Linked DNA regions of Homo sapiens: region 2 is linked to region 1. A link is a loop called in an ENCODE intact Hi-C map of the cell type or tissue named here. Cell type or tissue: CD4-positive, alpha-beta T cell. All regions are shown on one strand. Each heading gives the region's core, and the rest is flanking DNA. Links, peaks and the distances in the headings are about the cores only.

What was found. Hi-C counts contacts between places; a loop is a spot of excess contacts. Peaks named below come from ENCODE experiments on the same cell type or tissue, not always from the same donor. Only the 100,000 strongest peaks of a DNase experiment are listed, where the experiment ranks them.
Region 2: a loop joins it to region 1, with 2.6 times the contacts of the local background. A loop is called at or near these places in 67 of 110 quality-filtered maps.

What each region holds. Positions count from the first base shown.
Region 1 is chr16:17,273,613-17,281,612 of GRCh38, reverse strand. All of the region lies in intron 2 of XYLT1 (xylosyltransferase 1), which reads left to right. Among named protein-coding and RNA genes, the nearest start is that of XYLT1, 190 kb to the left of the region's middle. In CD4-positive, alpha-beta T cell, for the core only: no CTCF peak of the experiment used is centred there; a DNase peak (open chromatin) is centred at 3,322.
Region 2 is chr16:17,471,167-17,487,166 of GRCh38, reverse strand. LOC105371106 (a long non-coding RNA gene) reads left to right here and starts at 3,478. Exons shown (of 3, transcript XR_933144.3): 1 at 3,478-3,640; 2 at 6,549-6,655; 3 at 15,063-16,000. RefSeq lists an enhancer at 15,712-16,000. In CD4-positive, alpha-beta T cell, for the core only: CTCF peaks have their summits at 10,011 and 10,211 (motif pointing left); a DNase peak (open chromatin) is centred at 10,276; H3K27me3 peaks cover 227 bases.

The sequences.
Region 1 (8,000 bases), core at 1-8,000:
CTGGGTTCAGAGCCTTAGCCAGGCAACTTGGTCTAGCCAGGGTTCCATAGCATTGTTCCTTTTTCCTTTTGTTTGAATTTTAGGAATCATGACCATCATTTTTTTTAACAACATAAATGTTTATGTTTAAATGTGAGCCAAGTAAAATTATCCAGTGAAGGGAGGAAGTGTTAGGAAGTACTGCCCTCACCCAGCACACTCAGTTTACAGATGGTGGGAGCAGGGTCCACAGAGTACCATGGAGCCAAGCAGTGTCACAACCCCGGGTGTGGCCAGGCAACGGAGCTCTGATGCCTGCCTCCAGCTCTGGTACCTGTCCTTCCACCACTCCCCTGGATGCTGCATGGAGCCAAGCAGAGTCACAACCCCGGGCGTGACCGGGCACTGGGGCTCTGATGCCTGCCTCCAGCTCTAGTACCTGTCCTTCAGCCGCTCCCCTGGATGCTGCAGGCCAGCCTATCAGATGCTTCCTTCACCTGGCCTCTGAGCAGGAGTGACCTTGATTCACAGCAGGTACCCAAAGCTGAAAGAGGGGCCAAATCCAGTTGCTTACCCCTCGCTGTCTGGGGGCTTTTAGAAATCGTGATTCCCAGGCCCAGCCCCAACCCACTAAACCAGTATCTCCCGTGTGGGCACCTGGGCATCTGCATTTTGTGAAGGCTCCCAGATTAGTCCAATGGGAAGGCAAGGCTGAGAATTGGTGAACTAAATGCTGTCATTCCTTCTGCATCATGTTACCTGAGGGAAGAAGAATTGAGAAGAGAGAAAATAAAAGGAGAGAGGAGATGGGGGTAGAAATGCTAATATTGAATGACACAAGCAAACGCAAAGGAGATATTTACAGCACGGTGCCCTTTTGTCAAACTTACAGATACACAAAATAACACTATACATTGTATGTGAACACATACGTATTAACTAAAAATATAAATACATGAATGTGAAGGATAGAAGTGTCCTCTGGGTTGGGAGATGGTGGTTGAAAGCTGGGAGGAACTTCCCAGTTGTCTCTGCAAAGTCTAATTTCTTTAAATAATTGAATAAAACATAACAAAATTGGTACATGGAAGGGCACTGTATTATTTTTCTGTACATTTTAATACATTTTGAATTATTTCATAAATCTAGATTGTATTGGAATTTTTTATATCTGACACATATTTGTATTAGGAAAATATTGAAGTATGTTTCAGAAAATAAGACAAAATCTGACCACCTCCATTCTTCAGAAGATGAATAGCTTTTTATTTATTTATTTATTTTGACACAGAGTGTTGCTCTGTCACCCAGGCTGGAGTGCAGTGGCACGATCTTGGCTCACTGCAACCTCTTCCTCCTGGGTTCAAGCGATTCACCCACCTCAGCCTCCCGAGTATCTGGGATTACAGGTGCTGCCGCCATGCCTGGATAATTTTTGTAGCTTTATTAGAGACGAGGTTTCGCCATGTTGTCCAGGCTGGTCTCAAACTCCTGACCTCAAGTCATCTGCCTGCCTTGGCCTCCCAAAATGCTGGGATTATAGGCATGAGCCACCACGCCCAGCCTGGATAGCTTTTTAGATATCCCTGACCATGGGCAGGATGTTGATTGCAGAATGATGGAGAGGTGGTTGAGAGAGGGGAGAGGGACAAACAGAGGGACAGAAAGAGGACAGACCTAGAGGAGGAGACAGGCTGACATCCCTGGAGGTCTGCATCTTGCTGAGGTCCTCGGCAGTGCCACGGAAGATTGTGCTGGGCAGAGGGCGGGGTGCCCAAGGTGTCCTCTGCCTGACTGCTTGAGGACTTGCAGGGTCCTGTTGTCCCCTAACTGCTGCTGTGGCCACATTTTGCCTTGGCTGTAATTAATATGCAGAGGAGGAGGCCTAGCCTGACTCTCGTGGTCTTCTTTGGCCATCTTGACAGAAGCCATCAATGACCCAGAGATGGATGAAGCCAGATGCTGAAGAAGCTGACCCCTCAGCCCACTCTCTGCACCAATAGTTAGCCCACAGTGTATCCAAAATGACACACTTGTTGAAGACGCCCTCGATAAATTGTCAGCCAATTTTCTAGGTGTTTCACTGCTAAGAAGGGCAGCTCACTTCCAGCCTGGGACTTGAAGGGGCTGTGTTGGAGAGGGAATATTAGCTTGGCTCCCAGGTCTGGTGCTATGGCTTAAATCCCTGATCTGTGTGGCCTTAAGGAAGTGTCTTCACCTCTCTGAGCCTCTGTTTACTCAAATGTTGAAAAAGGACATACTACTATTAATGATCATACTAGTAACAGCTACAATTTGTGTTCCAGGCCTTGTCCTAAGTGTTTTCCCAACATTGACTTAATTCTCATTTCAACTCCATGAGCTGGCTACAGCTGGGAAACCTGCCCAAGGTCACACAGCTTCAAAACGGCACGGCTAAGTTGAGAACCCAGGTAGTCTGGCTTTAGCATTCATGCTCCTGATCACAGAGCCGCGCTGCCTCTTGAGAGGGCTGTGAAGAGGATTAAATTTAAAAAGGCACAGGAAATGCTGTCCCAGTAGCAACGCTGAAAGGTGCATTAGGGAGGGAGAGACTGTATCATGAAATCCTTGAATGCCTGGTGTCACCCAGGATTCTCCTGGTCTCAGGAGGTGTGTAGAGGTAATAGGCAAATTTCGCTTCTCTTCCTAAAGCCCAACCAGGAAGGAAATGTTCACAGTCAGCCTTGGTTGCCCATTCTAAGTTTGGACACTTGCAGAGCTCAGGAGGATCTTCCCTGTGCATAGATGAGGCTGTAAAGTGAAGAGTACAAGCTTCAGAATCAGACCTAGGATGGATCCCAGCCTTGCCCCTTGCTTCCTGGGCGACTTTGCCTGAGTCATGTAACCCCCTTTCTGTGCCACAGTTTACTTTTCTATCTCATCGGATAATATCTCCACCAAAGATAAATGGGAGGATGAAACAAGAGAATCGTGCAAAATCTTGGGTAAACAGTAGATGCTGTTATATGGAGCTTGTCTCTGATGGGATGATGTGAAGCCAACAGATGATGAAGTGGAGCTCCATGAAGCTCCACTTTTCCCTTGAAGCTGGGAAAGTTAGCAGAAAGTTGCATGATGGCAATGACTTTGATTTAGTAGACAGTGTGGAAATCCCAGTCTCGCCTTGTCAAACTCCTCTGAAGTGAAAAGCCTTAATGGGAATACCCCTTAAAGGAAGAGGTAGTGACCCACCCACCTGCGGCAATGAAGAAGAACTTCTCGGAGATGCGTCCTGACTGTCCAAAGGGAAGCAGCCCGGCTTCAGTATCAAGGTGCAGCTGCCGGCTTGCTCTCTGCAAATTTCACAGAAAGAGCCATCTAGTGGCCTGAACAACTGCGGTCCACCGGGTCTCTTGGAACCACCTTGTGTTGGGTGTTTCATGGGTCCTTTGAGGACTAAAGGGAGTTCGGTGTCTGAATCCAGCCAGACTTCAGAAGTCTGGGCACGGCTGGCTGGTCATACACGAAAAGGTGCCACTACTGCTCAGCCCCTTGAATAAGGAACTTCTCCAGTAGCAAACTGTCTACCCGAACTAGATGCCTCATGTTCGCAGGGAGGCGTCTCACTCTGTCAATCATGGCAGGAGGGGCAGGAGGAGGAGGAAACAAAGCTTTTACCTGTCAGCCAGGCAGCCGGCCTCTCTTGCTGGTTGCTCCTCTCACTTCCAAAACTCTCCTGGGTGGGACAACTCTGGCTCATAAACCTGCTGAGATAACCGCTGTGAGCCTCAGTTCCCACATCTGGGAACAGTGGGTAATACAAAAGAACAAAATCAGGTCCTTTGCAGCAACATGGATGCAGCTGGAGGCCATTATCCTAAGCAAATTAATGACGCAGGAACAGAAGACTACATACCACATGTTCTCACTTGGAATTAGGATCTAAACATTGAGTACACGTGAACATAAAGATGAAAACAGTAGGTTGAACCCGGGGGCTCACCCCTGTAATCCCAGCACTTTGGGAGGCCGAGGCAGGTGGATCACAGGAGGTCAGGAGTTCGAGAACAGCCTGGCCTACATGGTGAAACCCCGTCTCTACTAAATATACAAAAATTAGCTGGGTGTGGTGGTGCATCCCTGTAATCCCACCTACTCAGGAGGCTGAGGCAGGAGAATCTCTTGAACCCCGGAGGCAGAGGTTGCAGTGATTGGAGATCGCGCCACTGCACTCCAGCCTGGATGACAGAGACTTTGTCTGGAAAAACAAAAAGCAAAAAGGTGGTGACAGTAGACACCGAGAACTTCTAGAGGGGGACAAGGGTTAGAAAACTAACCATTGGGTACTACGCTCACTACCTGGGTGAAGTGGTCAATCATACTCCATACTTCAGCATCACACAATACACACATGCAACTAACCTGCACAGGGATCCCCAGAATCTAAAATAAAAGTTGAAATTATAAAAATAAAATAGATAAAAATAGATAACAGATGCCCAACATTGTGATAGAATCTGTTTATTGAGTTGTTGGTAGGATGGTTGTCTGTCTCATGCTATTAAAATATAAGCTCGATAGGAGCAGGCATCTGTCTGTCTTATTCACAGACATGTCCCCAGCACCTAAGATGTACTTGGCACTCAGTAAATATCTGTGAATGAATGTATGAAAAGTCGTTGTAGGAGTTCGCATGAAATGATGTGGGTAACCGCTACCTTTTATTAACTGCTAACTATTCTGAACTGTGTCTTTGCACTGGTTAAGTCAGCGTATCTTTTTAGCCCTGCGAGGTTTTGATATTATAGATAGTTTACGTAGGAGGAAAGCAAGGCTCAGAGAGGGTAAACGACTTTCCCTAGGTCACACAGCTGGGAAGTGGTAGAGCTGGATTTCAGATCCTCAAGAGTGACTCCAGGGCATACATTTATAACAACTTCATCGGACGGTGCCCATCGTGTCCTGGTAGCATATCATGATCACCATGATTTCCATGGCCTACTTCTTGCTCTGAACAGTTGGAGAACTGGACATTGGATACACTGCCTCCAAAGGGAGTGACCAGAGTTTCCTTCTGGATGATGACAGTGCACGCGAAAGTTGGTAGTGATGAGGTTTTTGCATATCCACCCTGAAACTTGGTAGAAAATGTCAGGGCCTATTGAAGTATATGGCCAAGAGGGGTACATTCCATCTTGTGAACAGCAGCTCTCAGTCCAGGCTGCAGAAATCATTTTCCAAAAGCTTGAGTGTAGGCACTGCTGTCACTTTGATTCCTGTGGCCTTCCAATCGACATTGGATGTCCTGCAGGCCATGCCAACCTCAGGCATAAACAGGAAGTGCCAGTGGGGCACCCGCAGCTTACAGAGAGCAGACCTTCAAGATGGCAGCCTCCTTCAGGAACTTGGCCAATGAAAACTTGCTCGGAAGCCCCTGTCCCCAGTAGGTTGGGCCAAGGCAAACACATGCTCATAAAGGAGATTTAGGGGGTGACAGCAGCATATTCATTTGTACCTCTGCATAGTAAAAATAATTTATTAGCAGCTTCTGGGGAAGCTCAGTTCTGAAATCACATGGATGGCAATATTAGGAGCCTATTTCTTTCTCTCTCTCCCCACCCCAAATGGTTCCGGCTTTCAGATGATAGAAATTAACTGGGTTTGTGTGTGTGTATGTGCATCTATATTTATTTATTTACAGGCGCCTCTCCTTATTTATGTCTCTGGCTCCGTGAGCATTTCCATTTCTTTAGAGGCCCTGCGGTAATGAGCTTACAAGTGAACCATTCATTACCCACTGTGGCAGGGTGTGTGTGGGGGATAGGGCCCACACAGGCAAAGGATGAGTTTGAAAACTGGGTGTTTTTCAACAGCAGGAGACCCATTTGTCTCCTTAAGTGCCCCGTCCCAGAGGACCTGGATCGGAGAATGTTGGGGAGGAAGGATGATGGTTAGGACAAGAGGGCTTCCTGGGAGTTGAATCAAGAGAGACAGAGAAGGTGTATAGGGAAATAAAACCAGGGGACAAATAGAATATTGTGGTTTGTGGCTTTCAGGAGTCAGGGGCGTGGCACCAACCTAGAAATGAATCTCAAATAACAGAGGTAGAGAATGAATCACAGGCAGCCAGGCAAGAGGACTTTACACCAGGAACCCAGGCTTTTCAGATAACTCTCTTACTTCTGGACTCCTCCCTTCCCCACCCCAGGCCAAAGATCAGCTCACTTAGTGATTGCTTTCTTCCAGGGCCTTTGGTGGAAGTGGTGTTTCCTCCTGGGGGGGACTTTAGAAACCTGTGGGGCACTGAGCCAAGCGTAGTTGTTAACAGCCCACAGGAGTAACAATGTAAGTTTATAACCATGCTGTGTGATTTGAGGCAAGTTACTTAACCTCTCTATGCCTCCATACTTTCACCTGTGAAATGTGGATACTAATTGCACCTACCCAATAGAGTTGTTCTGGGGTTTTTTGTTTGTTGATGTGTTTGTTTATTTTTGAGATGGAGTCTCCCTCTGTTGCTCAGGCTGGAGTGCAGTGGCGCAATATTGGCTCACTACAACCCCCACCTCCCAGGTCCAAGCGTTTTTCCTCCCTCAGCCTCCCGAGTAGCTGGTATTACAGGCGCACACCACCACGCCCAGCTAATTTTTGTATTTTCAGTAGAGACAGGGTTTCACCATGTTGGCCAGGCTACTCTTGAACTCTTGGGCTTAAGTAATTCCCACGCCTCAGCCTCCCAAAGTGCTGGGATTTCAGATGTGAGCCACCGTGCCCGGCCCTGCTCTGAGAGTTTTAAAGATAATCTATATAAAGTGTGTAGCTCAGTCATTAGAGTAAATGTTCACTAAGTGTTAGCTGGGATCGTTGTTATTATAAAAGGAGTTGGGCTGGTCCTCTCACCACACCTTTGCACATGCTTTGCCCTTGCCTGGAAAGCCCTTTTTTCCTTTGTCTGTCTTGCTCCTTTCTTCTCAAGATGAGGCTGGAAAACTGCTTTCTCTGTGAAGTCTCCTCCATTCTCCTTGGACCCCAGACCATGTGAGGCTCCACACCCTTGATGAAATTCAAATCCTGAGCACACCCATCCCTACACTCCCTTTTGGTCCTATATTAAAATAACTTATATTCATACTTACTTTCCTCTCTTTTCTCAGAATTCCACCAACAGCAGGAAGCATACTTTAGTTCCCCTTCCTATATCCTTTTCCCCTGCCCCATCTGTCAGGGAGTGGACACCCAAATAACATATGTGGAATGAATAAACCTGTGATTTTAACCCCAGCAGACCCAGCCCTGCTCAATGTCACAAATCTTTTAAAACATTCCTTTCACCCAACCAGAAATGAAATCCAGCCTTATTCTATCCTACTTAAACACCCACAACTCTAAAAAAGATCAATAGACTGCTAAAATAGTATGAAGAAGAAATATATGACAGCAATTTATAAACAGATAATATGTTTTATTATTTAAATGATGATGCCTGTAATCCCAGCACTTTGGGAGGCTGAGGCAGGTGGATCACTTGAGGTCAGGAGTTCCAGACCAGCCTGGCCAACATGGTGAAACGCTGTCTCTACTAAAAATACAAAAATTAGCCAGGCATGGTGACGTGCACCTGTAATTCCAGCTACTTGGGAGGCTGAGGCAGGAGAATCACTTGAACCCGGGAGGCAGAGGTTGCAGTGAGCCGAGATCATGCTACTGCGCTCCAGCCTGGACGACAGATCGAGACCCTGTCTCCAAAATAAACGAATGACTGACTGACTGACCGAATGAATGATGGGTGCAACAACATTAGCACTTCTCAATTTTTTTTTTTTTTTTTTGAGACAGATTCTCACTGTGACGCCTAGGCTGGAGTGCAGTGGCATGATCTTGGCTCACTGCAACCTCTGCCTCCCGGGTTCAAGCGATCCTTCTGCCTCAGCCTCCCGAGTAGGTGGGATTACAGGCACCCACCACTACAACTGGCTAATTTTGATATTTTCAGTAGAGACAGGGTTTCATCATGTTAGCCAGGCTGGCCTCGAACTCCTGAACTCCAGTGATCTGCCCAC
Region 2 (16,000 bases), core at 6,067-14,066, 200 kb before region 1:
CACAGCCCACACCAGTTGAATAGATATTTCTTGGGGTGGGATTTGGACATCATTAGTTTTAAAAATCTCACTGGGTGACTCCACCATGCAGTCAAGTCTGAGAACAACTGTGTACAACTTGGAATAAGTAACATTGGAGCAATCCTTTTTATTACACATAAGGTTATATACAACTCAGCTTTGAACCTCTCTGATCTGGTAAATTTTCCATCTCTTTCTGGTCATCGGTTTCTCCAAGTTTTCTGCCTTGTCTTGGGCCATTTTTAATGTTTATTTTTTTCCCAAGAAATTAGCCACTTAATCCAGGTTATCAAATGTATTGGCATAGAATTGCACGTGATATTCTCTTCAATTTTCCTTTACTTCTGTGATTTTGGCTAAGTTTTCTTTTTTACATAGCTATACTTTTATTTTTATTTATTTATTTTTTTTCTAAATCAGACTTGCCAGGGGTTTAATCTGGTGTTTCAAAAAATGAGTTTTTGAGTTGATTTTTTACTTTCTGCTGTTGTTTGTGCTTTCCATTTCATTACATTCAGTTTCTGTCATTATTATTTTTTATGGAGAATTTCTTTTATTTTCTTATTGTAACCTCTGGGCTCATACATTTCTTCATTGTCTTATTAGTCATTCTTTATAATGAAGGTTTTGCAGTCTATTAATTTTCCTCTGACTATAGCTTTTGTTGTATTCTGTTGATTTTGTGATATTCTCTTATTTATTGCTCTTCTAAAAAAGATTAAATTCCATTATCTAGGGTGGTGTTTCTCACTTTTTAAGTTATTAAAACAAATAAAATAAAATATTTATAATATTGGATTATGATTAGGGAGAATCTGGCTTGAGAAAAATCTTTTTTATTTTATTTGTTGAGGTTTACTTTATGTTTAGGTATATGACAGATTCCGTGGATATTAGAAGATAATATTTACTTTCTGTTAAGGTAAGTGTTTCTCTATGTATCTATTAAATTGAGTTTGTAGGTTGCAGTGTGCAATTTCTCTATGTCCTTACTGATTTTTCTTTCTATTTATCTACCTGCTATGGAAAAGAAGCATATTGATTTCTTCAAATATATATGTATTTCTTTTATCAAGTTCTCATTGTTTTTCTAACAGTTTTCAGATCTTGTATTTGATGTTACTATGTGCTGAGTGCTACTTCGAGTGCTTTTTAACATTAATTCATATATTTAAGCCCCCTGACAATCGCAGGAGGAGAGTACCGTGTTCCCCCAGTTTTGCAGATGAAAAAGAAAGGAGAAAATGAAACAATCTCTCCAACACACCAGAGTTAGTAAGAAGTACATGGGAGATTCAAACCCAAGTGGTTTGGGTCCAGGGTCTTGTTCCCCCACTGTTGCCCTGCCTCCGACATCAACAGCACAGTTGGTGTCTCCCCTTCTTGCCAGTGGCTTTTTCATTACATGGTTAACATAGGTTCTCATTTCTTCTTCTTCCTCTTTTTTGCTTTTTTTGTTTTGTTTTGTTTTTTGTTTTTTGTTTTAGAGACCCTCTGTTGCCCAGGCTGGAGTTCAGTGGCATGATCATGTCTCACTGCAGCCTCGACCTCCCAGGCTCAAGCAGTCCTCCCACTTTAGCCTCCTGGAGTAGCAGGATTGCAGGTGCACAGCCACCACACCCAGCTAGAATGAGTTCACGTTCTTTGCAGGGACATGAATGAAGTTGGAAACCATCATCCTCAGCAAACTAATGTAGGAACAGAAAACCAAGCACCACATGTTATCACTCATAAGTGGGAGTTGAACAACGAGAACACATGGACACAGGGAGGGGAACATCACACACCCGGGCTTATCGGGGGGTGGAGGGAAAGGGGAGGCAGAGCATTAGGACAAATACATAATGCATGCGGGGCTTGAAACCTAGATGCTGCGTTGATAGGTACATCAAACCACCATGGCACATGTATACCTATGTAACAAACCTGCATGTTCAGCACATGTATCCCAGGACTTAAAGTTTTTAAAAAAATAAAAAAATAAAAATTTTTTGTAGAGACAGGGTCTTTCTATGTTGCCCAGGCTGGTCTTGAACCCCTGGGCTCAAGCCATACTTCCACCTCAGCCTCCTGTTGTGCTGGGATTACAGGCGTGAGCCACCACACCGGATCCTTCTCTGTCTTCTTATGTGACCCCTTTCCTGTAACTCCAGTCATTGCGCCCCAGGTGAGGCAGGATAATCAATGCTGTTTTCTGCAATGTCTTTGGACTCTGACTTCAACTTCAATTCATCAACAAACATTAATCAAGCTCTTACCATGTGCCAAGCACTAAGCAGTAAGCAAAGCAGACAAAACCTTGCCCTCATGGGCTTTATAATCTAATGGGGTCAGACAGACAGACAACAATAAATAGAATAAGTGAACAAGGTGGTCAGTGCTCGGAGACCAATAAAACAAAGTCAAGGCAATTGGGGGTGCTGGCTGAGGCACTGTGATTCCACTGCGATAGTTGGGAAAGGCTTAAATGAGAATGTTACTGGCGATGAATTCATACGGGTCTGCAGCAACCTCAATTCTTGCCTCCACGGAAGAAAGGATTCAACTGAGGGGCATAAGGCAGAAGGAGAGACTGAGGCAAGTTTCAGAGCAGCAGTGAAAGTTTATTAAAAAGTGTTAGAGGCCGGGTACGGTGGCTCATGCCTGTAATCATAGCACTTTGGGAGGCTGAGGCGGGCAAATCATGAGGTCAGGAGTTTGAGACCAGCCTGGCCAACATGGTGAAACGCCATCTCTACTAAAAATACAAAATATTAGCTGGGCGTAGTGGCGGGTGCCTGTAATTTTAGCTACTCGGGAGGCTGAGACAGGAGAATCGCTTGAACCTGGGAGGCAGAGGTTGCAGTGAGCTGAGATCATGCCACTGCACTCCAACCTGGTGACAGAGAGACTCAGTCTCCAAAAAAAAAAAAAAAAAAAAGGTGTTAGAGCAGGAATGGCTGGGCGTGGTGTCTCACGCCTGTAATCCCCGCACTTTGGGAGGCCAAAGCAGGTGGATCACCTGAGGTCAGGAGTTTGAGACCAGCCTGGCCAACATGGTGAAACCCCGTCTCTACTAAAAATACAAAATTAGCTGAGTGTGGTGGTGCATGCCTGTAATTCTAGCTACTTGGGAGGCTGAAGCAGGAGAATCACTTAGAACCCAGGAAGGGAAGGTTGCAGTGAGCCAAGATCAAGCCACTGCACTCCAGCCTGGGCGACAACAGAGCGAGACTCCAACTCAAAAAAAAAAAAAAAAAAGCGTTAGAGCAGGAATGAAACAAAAAATGGTATACTTGGAAGAGGACCAAGCAGGCGACTTGAGAGATAAAGTGCGCTGTTTGACCTTTGACTTGGGGTCATACACTGGCATGCTTCTGGGGTCTTGCGTCCCTTCTCCCCTGATTCTTCCCTTGGGGCAGGATGTTACCTGGAGCAGTGGCCTGGAGAGAAGCATGCTGAGTGTGCTTCCTGGAGTTGTACGCATGCTCAGTTAAAGCGTTCTTCCCTTACCAGTCAGATGTCCCCAGGAGGTCATATACCAGTTAAACTCTGCCATTTTGCCTCTTAGTGTGCATGCTTGAACCTACTTGCCCAACTCTTGAGATCTTATCGGGAAGCTGCTGATCACCAGTTTCAGGTATTTCTGTTCATTGGGAAACTGCCTTTCCCTGGTGCTGACTGCAACCAATTATTATTTTAGAGAGACAGTTAACAGCTGCCTGACCATGGTTGCCTGACATTCCTAGTGGTGGGGGAGGAGCCCTCTCCTGCCCTGTTCATGTCTGACTAGCTAACTACTGTAACTAGAAGATGACACCTTCTTCAGAAGCTTGAAAAAGGCAGGGAGACAAGGTAAGGGAGGGAGACAGGCAGATATCTGGGTGCACAGCATTCCAGACATAATGAAAAACCAGGGCAATGCCGCCAGGTGAGCACCTGCCTGGCGTATTTAAGAAACTGAAAGGAAACCAGGGTGATGGAAGGGTGTGAGGAAAGGGCAGGAAAATAGCTTGTGCAGGTGAGAGAGATGCTGGGGGCTGGATGGTGGGGGCCATGCAGGCTCTTATAGGAACACTGGCTTTATTTCTAAGAGAAATGAGGATCCCCTTGATGTTGCTGTTAACTAATGAATGACAACACTGCAGCTAAGTTTAATCAGGTTTTCTCTGGCTGCTGTGGAGAGAACAGAGCAAGGTTGGAGGCAGGGCTGTGAATTAGGAGGTGACTGCGGAATCAAGGGAGAGACAATGTGGCTTGGACCTAAGTGATGGCCATGGGGACAGTGAGATGTAATCTGATTTGGGAAATATTTTGAACATGAAGCCAACAGGATTTGCTGATGAATTGGGTGCGTATTACGAGCAAAAGACAGGAGCTGTGATGACTGAAAGCTCTTGATATGGAAAAGCTTTTGGTGGCATGAGCTGGGAAGGAAGTTCAAGAATTCCATTTTGGATATGATAAGTTTAATACTGTTAGGAAATAATTCTCCATGGGCTGTTTATATTTCTGCACATTGTGGCTTTCTATTCTGGATGACTTTTTTTTTTTTTTTTTTTTTTGGAGACAGGGTCTGACTCTGTCACCTTGGCTGGAATGCAGTGGTGCAATCTTGGCTCACTGTAACCTCCGCCTTCCGGGCTCAAGCCATCCTCTCACCTCAGCCTCCTGAGTATTTAGGACTACGGGCACAGCCACCACTTCCAGTTAATTTTTTTTTTTTTTTTTTTTTGAGATGGAGTCTCTCTCTGTTGCCCAGGCTGGAGTGCAGTGGGGCAATCTCGGCTCACTACAACCTCCAACTCCTGGGTTCAGGTGATTCTCCTGCCTCAGCTTCCCAGGTAGCTGGGATTACAGGCATCCGCCACCAAGCCTGACTACTTTTTTTGTATTTTTTTCTAGAGACGGGGTTTTGCCATGTTGACCAGGCTGGTCTTGAACTCTTGGCCTCAGGTGATCCATCCACCTCGGCCTCCCAAAGTGCTGGGATTACAGGTGTGAGCCACCATGTCTGGCCACAGCTAATTTTTGTATTTATTGTAGAGATGGGGTTTCTCCATGTTGCTTAGGCTGATGTTGAACTCCTGGGCTCAAGTGATCGGCCTGCCTTGGCCTCCTAAAGTGCTGGCATTACAGGCATGAGCCACCATGCCTGGCCTCCGGATGACCTTTTCAAGACATCAAAAGGCATATAAACTTCATATTTGTATTGTGAACAGCCTTAGTAGGCAGAGATAGTGTCTCCCTTCTGGGCAGAGGGCAGATTTGTTTGCTATTCAGGCTAATAAAGATAATGTCTCCCTCTGGGGCAAAGGTTGAGCAGATTTGCTTGCAGCTCATTATAAAATACAGAGTTTTTCAAAACTCCAGGTTTCTCAGTCATGTGTAGAGCATCTGCCTTGACCCCCTCTGTACCACCCCAGAGACTTGGTGGGGGATGCAGGGAGGGAACTGATGCAAACATGAAGCTCATGCTGCCTGCTATGAGGTGGGTAATAGGATCTTTTGTCTCTGATCCAGGAGTCTCATGTCTTCTGCTGGAATTCATGAAGCTATGGCAGAATACCTTGTTAGTTTGCAAGTAGGGTCAAATCCCCAGCCCCTTTTTCAGTTCTTGACAGAGATGTCTATTAGACATCCAAGTGGCGATGCTGGGTGAGCAACTGAGTGCATGAACTTGGAGTTTGGGGAGGAGTACAGGCTGGAAATATAAACATGTGAATTAGAGGATTTCTTTATAGCCATGCATCTGGATGGTGGAGAAGAAAAGCTATGGAATTAAAGCCTGGGAAAAGCCAGCACAGAAAATTGGGGTAAGGAAGGGGAGAGGACAGCTGGAAGAGAAGGGATTAACCAAAGAGGCTGAGAAGGAACAGCTGTGAGATAGGAGCGAACCCAGAGAGCAGCATCCTGGAAGCCAAAGAAATAAATAAGGAGGAAGGAAGGGACAACTGTGACCTTTGTTGCATTAGGCTAAGTAACTATTGAATCTGGTAATGAGGTCACTGATGAGCTTAAGAGTAGCGTGTGTGTGTGTGTGTGTGTGTGTGTGTGTGTGTGTGTGTGTGTTAGAAGGGCTTAGGAGAAGATGGAAAGGGAAGAATTGGAGATACGGTGAGCTAGACAATGCTTTTGAGGAGTTTTCCTGCAAAAGAAAGAGAAACACGAGATCGAAGCTATAGAGGGCTGTGGGGCCAGGAGAGAACATTTTTTATTTTATGGTTTTTGAGATGGAGTTTCGCTTTTGTTGCCCAGGCTGGAGTGCAATGGTGCAATCTCAGCTCAGCCGAATCTCAGCTCACCGCAACCTCCGCCTCCTAGGTTCAAGCAGTTCTCCTGCCTCAGCCTCCCAAGTAGCTGGGATTACAGGCATGTGCCACCATGCCCAGCTAATTTTGTATTTTTAGTAGAGACAGGGTTTCACCACGTTGATCAGGCTGGTGTCAAATTCCTGACCTCAGGTGATCCGCCCGCCTCAGCCTCCCAAAGTGCGTGATTACAGGCATGAGCCACCACGCCTGGTCAGAACTTTTGTTTTTAACCAGAGAAATACCAGGGAATTCAAATGCTAGAGGAAATGCTGCTCTCGGGAGGAAGAACTGATGATAAAGGAAGGAGAAAATGGAAGTGTTGGAGTGATGTCCGCAGATAGGTAAGACAAGGTGGGGTCTCTTTGGCAGATGGAGGAGTGGGTCTCGACCTGGAGCCTAGAAAGTTCATTCACAAAAACAGTCCGCGACACCGATGTAGAAAAGTGGGGAAATTAAATGGCAGGAGCTTGGTGGGAAGCTTCCTTCCCCCTCCCTTGTCAACCTGGGAAGCAAGGTCCTCAGGCAAGTGGGGAAGGAGGAAAGTCAGAGGCAGGAGGGGAGAGAGAGCTGGTGGCTTCATGCCTGGGAGAGTGACAAGACCAGCAAAATGCAGCGAATGAGACAGCATTGAGGACCCGCTTGCGGCTCATGGCCTTAGAGGGAGAACCTGTCCCTTTATGGAGGCTGTACAGTGTGGCACTCAGGAGCTGTGGCAGTTATGCTTCTTACCATGTGGACAGCATTGTTCTGCCAGGAGGGAGAATTAATCAAGCAGGCAGAAGGAAGCAGAGCAAGAGATAAAGCGGGTGACTTCTGTGTTTGGGTCCCTGGTTCCAGCTCTTCCCAAATCCCACCTCTATCCCTGAGCTTCTTTCAGTTAGACTGTTTCATTCTATCAGACACGTCATCGTACCAGCTATAGAGACAGAAACCCAGCCTGAGTGGCTCCAACTAATATGGGGCTCATTCTTGGGTGTGAAGAAAAGTCTAAGGATGGGCCGGAGACAGCAGAGCACCAGGAACCCAAGCTGTTTCTTTCTTTCTGGCTCACCACCTGTAGTACTGGCCTCTGTCCTCATGGTCACAAGATGGCTGCTGGAGCTCCAGCTATCCTTTCTACATTCCAGTCCAAAAGAATGGGAATGATGGCTGGGCACCATGGTTCATGCCTGTAATCCTAACAGTTTGGGAAGTTGAGGTGGGCAGATTGCTTGAGCTCAGAAGTTAGAGATCAGACTGAGCAACAGGGCGAGACCCCCATCTCTACTAAAAATACAAAAACTAGATGTGGTATCAGGTGCCTGTGTCCCAGCTACTTGGGGGGCTGAGGCAGGAGAATTGCTTGGGCTTGGGAGGTCGAGGCTGCAGTGAGCCGAGATTGCACCACTGCACTCCAGCTGGGGTGACAGAGTGAGACCCTGTCTGAAGTTAAGAATAGAAAAAAAACAATGGGAATGGCAAGGCACAAAGGGAACTCAATCCCAACTTATTTAGGATCTTCCCTCCCACCCCAAAGGATTTCTTGGGAGCTCTACCAATTGTATCTGCTGTCTTCTTTCCGATCACTCCTAACTTACAGGAAGGCTAAGAACCGTTGCTTTTGGTTTGGGCTCATTGTCACCCCAACTAAAATCAGAATTCTTGACCAAACAGGAAAGGAAGAATGGGTATTTGAGAAGCAGCTAACAGACTCTGGCATATCAAACAGGCTTCCAGTGAACTTCTGTTTTCCTTGTGGAATAGAGTTCTTAGAGGGCAGGTGCAAGGAGAGCCTTGTAAGGGAAGCACAGAGGCTGTGAGTCCTCAGAAGGTCAAAGTGCTGGGACAAAACAAAGTCAGATCATCTCTTAAGCAATGTGGTGCTTTCTGATTTTCTTCCCTCCTCCCCATCTCCCACTCCCGCCCCCAACACCGTACACTTAGCCCTTGTGGAATAGAATTCTTAGGGGTTCAGGTAAAAGAGATTTGAGAGACACAGAGAGAAATAGCAATAGGTGCAGGATGGGTTGACATTGGGGTGCAGAGAAGAAGCTACAAACAAGATGGGAGAGGTGATTTGGGGACTACGGGGCTCAGCCTGCCGACTTAAAGATACAGGGGCTAAATAGAAACATCTGTGGCATACAGAACCTTTGAGAGGGGTGAGGAGGGTAAAGTTAAGAAATTAAAAAAGTATTTGGACCAAAAATATTTGAGATCTAATACATTAGTTGCTCTCAATTCTTCTTTGGTGAGATGGATATTTTTAACTCTTTTCTTTTTTGGTGAACTTTTTCCTAACCCATTCCATAGCTCCCATCATGACCATGCAAATAGTTATTACTAATCACTTTAAGAAAATCCAAAATGCCCAAAGAATGACAATGAATTTAGCATCATTTATATATCACACATTTGAAAAATGGATCTACAGTTATTTGTTCAGTCAGTAGATGATGCTTGATGCATAAATGGAGTAAGAGTTGTTAAACAGTCACATTTCTTGAGAAGGTTATCAACACTCCAGTGTCATTGTCTGGGTAAGGTCTGCCCTGACCAGCCTGTTTCCCCTTGTCCTATTTTAGTCACTCTAGCAAGTCAGCTTCCTTTTCTTTTTCTTTCTTTCTTTTTTTTTTTTTTTTTTTTTTTTTGAGACAGGGTCTTTATCTGACACCCAGGCTGGAGTGCAGTGGTGCAATCTAGCTCACTGTAGTCTTGAACTTCTGGGCACAAAGAATCAAGTAGCTAGGACTACAGGTGAGCACTACCAACCCTAATTTTTAAATTATTTTTCTTTGTAGAAAAGAGGTCTGGCTATGTTGCCCAAGCTGGTCTCAAAGTCCTGGACTCAAGCAATCCTCCCGCCTCGCCTCAGCCTCCCAAAGTGCTGGGATTATAGGCGTGAGCCACCATGCTCAGCCTCTTTTTATTTTTTTCATAGCACTTATCACTCTCTGATATTACTTGTTTATATATTTGTTTGTCTTGACCTGTCTGCCTCCTTAGAATGCAAGCTTGATGACAGGAGGGACTTTCTGTGTCTTATCCGTGGATGAATTCCCATGAATCCCTGGCATGAACACTGTCCTAAGTATTGAATCAATTCTCAACAAATATTTGGTGAATATGATTTGTTGAAGTCCTCAATATACGGCTTGGCACCTAGTAAGTGCTCAATAAATGTTCGCTCTTATTGCCGTCATCGTCATCATTGTCATCCTTGTCATTGCCACAGTCATAAATAAGCCTATGGCCCCAGGGGTTAGATTAGGCACCCATAACACATATAATCAACTTTTTTTTTTTTTTTTTTTTTAAGATGGAGTCTTGCTTTGTCGCCCAGGCTGGAGTGCAGTGGCACAATCTTGGCTCATTGTGACCACCACCTTCCAAGTATCTGGGACTACAGGCATGCACCATCATCCCCGGCTAATTTTTGTCATTTTAGTAGAGATGGGGTTTCGTCATGTTGGCCAGGCTGGTCTCAAACTCCTGGCCTCAAGCGATCCACCTGCCTCGGCCTCCCAAACTGCTGAAATTACAAGGCATGAGCCACCACGCCCAGCCCACAATCAACATTTAAAGAAAAAAAATGTCTGCCAGTGTAGTCTGAGACTTGGACTGCGTCCCCTTTTCAAACATCAGAGCCTTGCAAGGGTAGCATAGAGGCTGTGAGTCCTTAGAAGGTCAAAGTGCTGAGACAAAACAAATTCAGATCATCTCTTAAGCAATGTGGTGCTTTCTGATTTTCTTCTCTCTTTCCCATCTCCCACTCCTGCCCCAACACCCTACTCTTGCAAATTGGTGTGATTTTCTTCTGCACACATGGTAGGTGCCCTCTCCACATAGGACCTCGCTTTCCTTTGCTGTCTCCAGATTTTTTTTACAGGAAACTCTGCAGTCAGAGGAATGTTATTTACTACCTAGAGCTCCCTCTGCTGATGCATTGGGTAGATGATTAGCCTGGAAGCCTGCGGATTTCAGCAGAAGCACAGCTGGGCTCCTGGCGGGGTTTGTCACCTGCCTATGCCTGTGGTCTGATCAGAGGCTGTTTCTTTCTCTTGCACTGGGGAAAGAGGTACAGGTGATGCCTGTCTGTCTGTGACCTCGCATGCTGTGGGTGGGGCTCCAGGGACGTTCAAGGTCCTGGCTCCTCTGACCTCCACGTGGAATCCTTGCACTTGCAAATGCTTATTGGAGAGACTCTGGGATTCCTAGTGGGCTGGGAGGGTGTTCAGCGTACCACTCACTGACACTCAGAAACAGGTGACCCACCTGTTCATGATTTCTGTCTCAACGCAGAAGTGAAACGTAGGGGGAATTTTTTAATTTTTCAAGAGCAAAATTTGTAGAGTCTGGGTGAAAACAGGCTCTAATAAACCAAAAAGAAATAAATGCATGATCGAAATTTTAAAAAAGAATGTATTTGGCTAAATTTAACTCTTAGGCTGAAGTTTATTTAAATGCAGAAGGCATATCCAGCCCTAGCTCTCTGGCACCTGGGGCAGGAGCATTGAGGCAAGGGGAGAACATTGCTTTACAGACCACCCTGCCAATGCAACCAGGCTAATATTCCTTCAACACTGCTATTGGCCGGTGCTATCATTTTGTATAAACTGTATGACACTCTGCTATATACACTGCCCCATTTCCCTGCCTCCAACCCCCCAGCCTTAAAACATACGTATTATTTTTCTTCACTACTTACAGTTGAGAGTATCGAGGTTTGGTGACATTAACTAACCTGCTTAACATCACACAACTAACAAGTTGCCGAGATGGTGTTTGAACTTGGGTTCCTTGAACTTCTAAGCATGGGGTTCCAACCTGCCAGCATCCCAGGCTCATTCCTACCTGCCCCATAGATCAGTGTTCATTCCACCCCCAAAATGTATTCAGTGCCCTGCACTGTGCAAAGCACCAGAAAAAGTAGAGATGAATGAGACTTGGTCCTAACCCTTGGGGGTATGTGCAATCTTCTATCAAAGTCGAGGATGAGGTTTTAGTGCTACTTTCTCCAGGCAGCCCTGGATACCTTTGGACACTCATAATTGGCAGTGCCCTACTGTTACTAATAAAAACTAATAACAAAATAAATAAAAATTAATAAATAAAATAAAAATTAATAATAAAAAATTAGTGGGTGTGGTGACGTGCACCTGTAGTCCCAGCTACTTGAGAGGCTGAGGCCAAACAATTGCTTGAGCCTGGGAGTTTGAGGCTGCAGTGAGCCATGATTGTGCCCCTGCACTCCAGTCTGATCAACAGAGTGAGAACCTGTCTCAAATAAATGAAGAAAAATAAATAAGACACATATCATCTAACATTTACGGAGCACTTACTATGTGTCAGTCACTATAGGAAAAAGCCTTTCTTATGGATTATCTCATTGAATCCTTATAAGAAACTTATGAGAATGGCCCTTTTATCAGCCTCATTTTACAGATGAGAAAACTGAGGCCTCGAGGTAAACAACTGATACTTAGAAATCCGAGTCAAAAAGTAGCAGAGCTGAGTAAACCTGGGAAATCTGACTCTTAACCATTTTGCACACTGACTCCGCTGTGGCTGCCCCCTCCTCTGACCCCATCCCGCGCCTGTCTTGTCCCATGACCTCTTCTGACAGCTCCTTGAGAGAGAAGAACCCTTTCCCCCTGGCCTTCCACTTTCTCTCACAGCCCCGAGCTCAGTGCTGGGCACACCTAGGAGCTGAAAACTACTGATTAACTGATTTACTCCCCCCTTCACTGGAAAATGGCGATGAAACAAGATTTGGGGTGGAGGTGGGGAGGGAATCCCACAGATCAGTCTGGGGCTTCTTCAGAGCTCTGGCTCTTGGTCAAGTGAGATTAGGAACGATATTTTAAGAGCAGAGTTCCTTAGGAAATCTTCTACACGCCTATAGTTTGCTTTCCCAGCATGACGTCCGGCACATAATAGGGTCCAATACATCTTTGTTGAATGACTGAATGAGCTTTAAAAATTCTAAGGACTCTCACTGCTGTTGCTAGGGCTGCCGCTGGAGTCTCAGGCGGTGCTTTCGGCTCTGTCTTATACATCAAGCTCTGCCTGTCTCGCTTTTACACCACAGTGGAAGCCAAAGCCGGGGCCCCTTCGAATGCAAAGTGGCTGCTTTTGCTTGGTTTGGCTTAGAAGACATGATGCCCGGCCCCTGCTCCCAGGGGTTCTGGCACTGCCCAAACCAACTGCGCCCCCTGGTACTGAGATACATGTGCACTGCAGATTCGTCAAAATTCACGCCCTTCTCCCACTCCAAGCCACCCGCTGTTCTGATCTCATCTTTGTCTCACCTCCTTACCCAAAGATTCTTGAGGTGCAGGAAGACAGCTCCAGTGACCCCAGAAGCTTGCCTTCCTATTCTTCGATCTCGGGTGATTTTTCATCCTAAAACCATCACATAAGCTGTTTATGGCGTCCATAACCCGCCTGGAGCCTTTAAACCTCTTTCTTGCATGGCTTTTTATAAGTCTGAGATAAACAAACAACTCTCTCTCCAGGGACTTGGAGCCCAGATCCTTAACCTCACTCCTTAAGCCCCTGGCCCCTGAGGGAGTGGAGCCAGAGGGTGGGCCCCAAAGGACTGTGGTTAAATGTGAGATGTGGAGGAAGCAGATAACATCATTGCTGCTAACGGGAAAAATGCGGCCAGAGACCTTGAAGCAAAGATGAGCCAGAGGGCAGGGTTGCCAAGAGGCTCCAGAGCAGCCTCTGCTGGGTTGAGAAGCTCTGCTGAGACACTAAGAGAGCGTTCTGGCAACATGTGAAATCTTGGGGGCTGTCTCCTCCAACCCCTCATTTGGCACTAAAGAAATCTAAGTCCTGGGAGGGGAGGTGGCTTGGCCAAGGTCATATAACCTCGGGAGGCTGCGTGGAATAAATGATGGAATCTGTTCCCTGCACCTACTTCTTTCCCATCAGACCCTGATCTCTATAGGGCATCCAAGTTGTTACAGGGAGGCTGGCTTCACCCCAATGGCGGAGGTGAAATATGGGATCTTGGCCAAGTTGATCGGCATTTTCTAACTTCCTGGCCACACTGATTGGTCTCGGAGTGACCCAGAACTTAAGACTGGTCTAATCAGAAAAAAAATCTCCGAACCTTTGAGGAAAATCCTGGGAAATACTGACCCTCCTTTCCCTGGGCTAGAAATGAACACAGGATACAAAGTAGTCGCAGCAGCTGAGGCCAGGCATCGTGTGACATCAAGAGGGAATAAGGTAGACTCCATGGAAAGCAGAGAGGAGAGATGGAAAGAAAAGGAATCCCAGGTGATAATTGTGAGTTGCTAGATCAAACCTCACCTGAAGCCTTTCCTCTGCAATGTTCAGCTACATGATCCAGTAAAGTATATTTTTAAGACAGACCGGGCTGGGCACAGTGGCTGATGCCTGTAATCCCAGCACTTTGGGAGGCTGAGGCAGGCAGATCACCTGAGGTCAGGAGTTTGAGATCAGCCTGGCCAACATGGTGAAACCTCGTCTGTACTAAAAAAAAAATTAGCTGGGCGTGGTGGCACATGCCTGTAATCCCAGCTACTCGGGAGGCTGAGGCATGAGAATTACTTGAACCCAAGAGGCAGAGGTTGGAGTGAGCTGAGATCACACCACTGCACTCCAGGCTGGGTGATGGAGTGAGACTGTGTCAAAAAAAAAAAAAAAAAAAAGACTTAAAAGATAGACTTAAGTCTTATTACTGTTAGTAATAGATGTTATTGCTTGTAAACAAAATATCCCCAACTGATAAACAGATGACTGGTGGCCCTAGAAACTTGCCTCTGGTCTTTTACTCCTGGTTAGGGGTGCTGGGCCCAAAGGGAAGGCCTCTATGCCAGGCTACATGCCTGGCTAAGCTTTAGATACAACTAAGGTTGATTGGTTTGGAGTTTACAACCCCCACTAGCATACATTTTATACTTTTCTTGTTCAGGCAAGTGGACTGGCTAATTACATGGGTTCAGAAAGCATTTTTTCTTGGCGCTTACTCCCGTCCTGCCCTCATGAACCCTTAGCATTTTTGCACATCTCTACAGCAATGCTTATCTCACCATATATATATATATAATATTATATATATTTACATATAAATATATATATTATATATATGTTATATATTATATATTATATATATTATATGTACATATATATAAATATATTATATATAATATATTTATTATATACATTATATATAATATATATATATACAATATATATATATTTATATATACGTTTTTTAGATGGAGTCTTGCTCTGTAACCCAGGCTGGAGTGCAGTGGTGTGATCTCGGCTCACTGCAGCCTCTGCCTCCTGGGTTCAAGAGATTCTCCTGCCTCAGCCTCCTGAGTAGCTGGGATCAGGGGTGTGTGCCACCATGCCCGGCTAATTTTTGTATTTTTAGTAGAGACGGGGTTTCACCATGTTGGCAAGGCTGATCTCGAACTTCTGACCTCAGGTGATCCTCCTGTCTTGGCCTCCCAAAGTGCTGCGATTACAGGCATGAGCCACCGCGCCCAGGCCTATCTCACTATATTTTAATGATTAACATCCACATCAGGCTTCTCTAGACCTCAGGCTTGCTGAAGATGAGATTAAACCTCATTCACCTTTGGATGCGTGCACCTGGCCCAGTGTCTGACACAAGCTTTGTATTCACGGATGCTTGTGGAGTGGATGAAACAATCTCTTCCCACTCCCTGCCTCATTGTCTGATGAGCCTTCATTACACTCCACTTTCTTCTCTTTGTAAATTAGGATGAGGTGAAAAAGCACAGCAGACAAGATGCGAAGCATTCACGCCAAGTCCTCAATTCACAAACTGATTTGATCTGCTGTTGTATTCCCAGAGTGCTAGGTCCCGTATGGGACACCAACGCCATCCCATATGCTCACTGTTCTGCGCTGCTGTGTATAAAGCCCTGGGCAAGAGGACAAGGGAGGGAAAAACCAGAAAGACTGAGTCAGAGAAGGCTCGGGATGAAATTTGAGTCCATTGGGATCATTCTGCCTAAACGACAGAGGAGAAAGCTTGGGCTCAGGGAGGAGTCCTCCTCCTCCTGGCTCAAGGTCACCGGGACAGACCAGTCAGGATGGGAAAGAACTCCACTTTCAAGAGCAAGACCTGTTTCCCCAGGACCTGGGCCCTGTGCAGACAGGAAGGGGGACTTCAGGATGGATGGGGAAAAGGACACGCTGGGAGGCTGCGGGGCCAGCCTTTGGGGCTTGCATCCTGCGAAGGTTGAGTAACTCCACGGGTCTCCCTTTTGCCGCTATACCACTTGCCAACTGGGTTTGGAGTCTCTTGGCTTGTGAGTCCTCAGGGACCAGAGAAGTGACTCAGTGAACACTTAGTACATCGTTGGCACCGGGGATTGTGTGTGATTCAGGAGTCACTCACAGAGCTTGTGCTGATTAACTCCAGAAACTCACCCAAAGCCTCCTCCCCACCCCTTCAAGCCCAGGATGAAGGGATCAGACTGTGGCTCTGACACTCCTGAAATGTTTCTCACGTGTCCACCTGCCAACCGGTCTGGTACCGACAGAAGATCCCTGGACCGCGAACTCCGGGGCTAGGAGCTTCCTCCACGCACTGCCTCCTTCCAGCGGCCCACAGGGAAAACAGGACCTCGGGACCCCCTCTCTTCCTGACCTCCCCTGGATTCTGAGCGGGCCCACCCTCAACCAAAGGTCCC